Linked DNA regions of Homo sapiens: region 2 is linked to region 1. The links are chromatin loops, found by intact Hi-C in ENCODE. Cell type or tissue: endothelial cell of umbilical vein. All regions are shown on one strand.

Region 1 (2,500 bases):
TGATTTTCTAGATTTAAATTACCATTAATATTATTTAGCTCCCTCCTCCCTTGTCTACAACTCTTTGCAGTAATAAATATGCATCAACCCTGGTAATGCCTAGCTCTATTAAGACAAAAAACAAAAACAAGAAACAAAAAACAAAAAACCCAAAACTGAATTTACAAAATGCTTATATGAAAAAAAAATCCAATTACATCTACATTCCCTATGACAAACACACTACTAAAAATCCACTCCTGATTTACTCTTCTATTGCTAAGAAATTCATAGAGAAGATAAGCTATGAAGGTAGCAATCTACCAGAGATACTGGGTGAAAGCTGCCTTCTCCATGAGATCTACTTGGTACATTCTTACCCTCAGCACCCCTTCATAAAACAGTAACCTTTTGTAACCTAGAAGCGAGTGGCAGAAGGAACTTGAAAAATGAGAAAACTTTACTAAAGAAACTAACAGGGTAGTGACACGATTTTGTAAGTGCTATTAAAAAGCAGGGCGACCACTGCCATAGTCCTAATAACTAAGTTAGAAGGCTTCCTCACCTAAGGTGAGGGGAAGAGGAAAGGAAGAGGCTCTGGTACTGTGAGGAATGTACCATTCAGGTTAACTATCCCTTGGAAAGAACTTGCAGACCTAGAGCCAACCTAAAGGGCTCCCCAGAAAAACTAGTACCCACACACAAGAATTCACATATTTGGCTGGGCACAGTGGCTCACGCCTGTAATCCCAGCACTTTGTGAGGCCAAAGCGGGCAGATCACGAGGTCTAGAGATAGAGACCATCCTGGCCAACACAGTGAAACCCCGTCTCTACTAAAAACACAAAAATTAGCTGGGCGTGGTGGCGAGCGCCTGTAATCCCAGCTACTCAGAAGGGTGAGGCAGGAGAATCGCTTGAACCTGGGAGGCGGAGGCTGCAGTGAGATGAGATCACGCCACTGCACTCCAGCCTGGGCGACAGAGCGAGACTCCGTCTCAAAAAAAATTCACATTAGTGGTATCCACTGTATCAAGGAAGTTATACTGGAACACGGTGGGGCTAAATAGGGGATATATCTTCCTAACTATGGGAAGGAGACTATCCCAGGCACTTAAGATCTCCAACAGTGTGGCCATTTAATGGCCTTCTAACAAAGCCCTCCAAAAGTCTTGTAACAACAACACTGAGGAAATGGTGCCTACTGTCTTCCTCTAGCATAAAGTAGATAAACTTCCGAAGGAATTTTTGACATAACTTTTTGTGACGCACAAGGATGATTTGTGGCCTATGGAAGCTATAGAGTTCATTTTTAAAATTTGTTCCAAACCAGGAAGAGAATAGATTTGTCTGGGTATTTACACAGACTGCTATAGTCATTTGGATACAATCTTTTGTACATCCGAATTTAAGTCTCTAGGGGGTAGTAATTTCCCACACATACTACAGGACTTGGCACACTAACAGTTACCAATATTTAATTAGATGATCAAATATGTACTACTGTTTGGGATTATACAACAGTGTTTCCATATTAGGTAAAATAATTAAAACATCACAAAAGCTCAATCTTGCCCAGTTAGTCATTCAATCGTAGGTCTTACTGTATATGCTGCTGCTCTAGGGACAGTCCAGCACATCTGGAAATTTACATTCCAATATTGAAAAAAATTAGATGACACTGTTTTTAAAAGAAAACTACTTCCAAGTAACTTGTAAGTAAAGGGTTAAGTTACTCTGGTAGGGATGACAAAAGAAGAGCAGACCTAAAAAATGTGGACATTAGGGGGTCACTCTTAACTAGGGATGGCTGAATGAGGAGTTATTAGTACAGTGAGCTAAGGAACCGCACTTTCCCTTCTGGCCTGTCAGGGTAGTCGTGGGGGTAGGTGGCAAGCAAGTAAAATGACAAAACTAGTTCAATGCCAAGTGCCTGAAAGAAGCAGGGGTTGGGGGTACGGCAGTGATTAGAATTAAAGTAAGATCAGTATCCCTTGTGTCTTGAAAGCCATTTTCCTCTATAAGATTAAACATGTAGGTAAGTCAGGATAAAGGTGGATCCAACAATAGGTCTTTTCTGCAGGAATTATACAAGCCTGAGTTGGAACAATTCTAATCTGCCCTTTCGCCCAAGAAGTTAGAAAAAACGAGTCAGGACAGAATCCAATGCTGTGTGTGTGTGGTGATGACTCCTCTATTCCCACTAAAGAATCCAGAGCTTGGGTGTCTGGAATCTGCCTTATGGTGGAGTCCAGATTCTTCAGTTGCAATGCTTATGCTACCATACACAAAACTGCTATTTGAATGAGTAAATACCAACGGGTTATTAGTCCTGGTTCTTCAGTTCACAGGGCACAACTGACTCTTCTATTGGGATGATTAACTATATTGTGCATAAGTGAGAGTCAGCTGGGGGAAAAGCAGAGCATCTTGTTCAGACTTTTTGAGGGGAGAACGTATTGTTAACACCTCTACCCTCCACACATTTAGTGCTGATCCCCAAAAGCAAGAGTGTCACAAAG
Region 2 (2,500 bases), 690 kb after region 1:
TCTCTTCTTTTAGCAGATAAAAAATTTGAATTATAAAGGGACCAAATTGTTGGAGCCCACTGCAATTTTTTAGTTACTAGACGTTTTTGTGAGCTTCATAGTCATTTATAAACCTAATCATAAGATATTTAGAGACAAAGCCAATATTACAATAGAAATTAAGGCAATTGAACAAAAAATCTGATTCTCCCCAAATTACAGATAATCCTATATACCTTACAATGTAGATTGTAAAAATTTAGGTATGATATCAAAGTCACTGCTTAGTAACATACCTAAGTCATTCCTTCAAAATCGTCATTTAGTGAAAGAGAATAAAGCCCTTTTCTTAGCCTTTGTATAGAGATGCATTTGGTATTAGATTTGATAGGAGACCCTAAGGTGGCAAAAGAAAGTCTATTTACAGCAATCTAATAAAGCTTGCGCACCCACCTCATAGCCTTCCTTTCCCACCTGCAAATAAACACCGTCACTTAAGTGTGGTTAATGTTGGCTTCCTTTCATTTTGTTTGTCATTGTAAAGCAGGTGTTGTTCCCCAAAATTGTTCTCCATAAAAGAGGGAGTTGCCAAATAACTAAGTCCTTACAGTCTTTGTCTTATTACGGGGTTCTCTCTTGAGTTTTTAATTTTGAACAGTGAAGTACTATTTGGGAATGAGATATTAGTTGAAATGAACCTCCTTAATATGAGTCTTCAATGCTGATAGATGTCATCTAATGAAATCACTAATTTTTAAAGGAGGTAAGGAAATTTAACACAGATATTGTAATTTTTAGTGGGGGTATGACCTCACAAATACTTGTATTGAAGAACATTGTTAAAAGCTCTTTCAAATCACTTTCAAAAGCAATTCAGAAAGTTATTGCATTGAGGAGATCACTAATACACTCTTCCAGGATGCACTAAAAGGAAACTTCCCTAGCATTCTGCAAATAGGCACATGTGATTTAAGATATATTCTCTAATAACAACTTCATGCATTGATTTAAAAAGTGCTGTGTTTCAAAAACTTACTTGAAGTTTATGTATTTTGAAAAATGTTGGGTGAATCCACGATTAGTTCTAGTTATGATGATGTTGTATTTTGTTAATCTAGATTAGGATTGCCCTGACCGAAAAATTATTCCTTGTCCTCGAGAGAAGTATAAATGTGTGTGTGTTTTTTGGTATGCATTTACTTACAGGAGAATGTGTTATCATGCTAAAGAAAAAAAAGAAGGATTAGTACATTCGATTTCTTTCTTCTCAAGTTGAGCATAGACAGGACAGAGAACTGGAATAATTGGGCTCAGTGCCCACCTGGGCAATAAGACACGTGGGTTTATTAAAAACTGATGAACCTCTACTCCGTGTTTTGAATTCTCCATCCATAGCCTTCCCAGTCCCTTTACCACTTTAAGGCACATGGGTTCCCTGTATGGTTTCACTCCCAGGAAAGGTAGCATCTGTGTCTTTGTTGAAGGGTTGCCCCCAAGCGGTTGGAATCTAATTTGTCTACACTTGGGGAGTTGAAAGTGCCTGGAAAGTTAAGTTTTCTCAGAGGCAGTCCCTAACCAATGACTGATGAGTGCAGAGTAGGGTAGGGGGTAATAAATGGGCAGAATACCTTGCTCCCTGGTGGGGACAACTCTGAGGAAGTACACATGCCCTCTCCAAAGGTCTCCTGTAGAACTGAGCCTATGTTACCTTCTGTAGGACTTTGCTTTTTGCTTGCTTGGCCTTCTTCCTTTCCTGATCTCACTTCCCCTGTTGGTTTGTTTTGGGACATTTCCTAATAAATTGCTTTAGTATGAATCCTCATCTCAGGGTCTATGTCTAGGAACCCCTCCTAAAACAGGTGGTTCACTGTGGACCCTCACAATTGTCTTGCTGGGTTGTGGAAGTTAGACCACACATCTGAATAAAATGAATATCGCTTCCAGAGCAGGAAACGAGATGGCTTTCCTCTTTATAGCATATGCTGCTCAGATCACTCATTCAGAATCTAGGCACTCATTCTCCCAGCTGCTGGGAGCCCTGGCAACTCACACTCTTTTGTATCAATTGCCATTAGCCAAAGGACAGCCCTTATGGCATGGCTGGCCAATGTGGGAGTTCAGGTCCAGGCCTCTGTGTTTTTATTTAGAATGGCTTTGAAGAGCTATCCTAACTCAAGAGCTCCCTGTAGTATCAGCTGAGAACTCTGTTGCAATTCATTGCAACCCATTTTTTCTCTCTGCCCAATTTTGCCTTTTTTTTTTTTAACACCCCCACATATGTTGTTCTCAGAGGCACTCTTCCATAAAACTCGTGTTAGGAAATTTCTTAGAGTCTCTTTTCTGGGGAAACAGATCTATAATATTCTCCAACCTGAAGAGAGAACCCAGAAACCTAAACTCTGAGTTCTAGGAAACAAAGGCTCAAAGAAGTGAAGTGGCTTGCCCAAGGTCACACAGCTTATAAGGATTGACAGAGTCTGACTCAAACCACCTGAGTTTGAATCTAGACCACTCCCCCTTT

Evidence for each region. Peaks named below come from ENCODE experiments on the same cell type or tissue, not always from the same donor. Only the 100,000 strongest peaks of a DNase experiment are listed, where the experiment ranks them.
Region 2: it touches region 1 in a loop (3-fold over the local background); 2 of 110 quality-filtered maps call a loop at or near these places.

What each region holds. Positions count from the first base shown.
Region 1 is chr3:23,874,269-23,876,768 of GRCh38, reverse strand. The region is part of intron 3 of UBE2E1 (ubiquitin conjugating enzyme E2 E1); the gene reads right to left. Among named protein-coding and RNA genes, the nearest start is that of NKIRAS1, 41 kb to the left of the region's middle. In endothelial cell of umbilical vein, no CTCF peak of the experiment used is centred here; a DNase peak (open chromatin) is centred at 1,388; H3K27ac peaks cover 436 bases.
Region 2 is chr3:23,182,884-23,185,383 of GRCh38, reverse strand. No RefSeq gene overlaps it. Among named protein-coding and RNA genes, the nearest start is that of UBE2E2-DT, 19 kb to the left of the region's middle. In endothelial cell of umbilical vein, a CTCF peak has its summit at 1,486; a DNase peak (open chromatin) is centred at 1,463.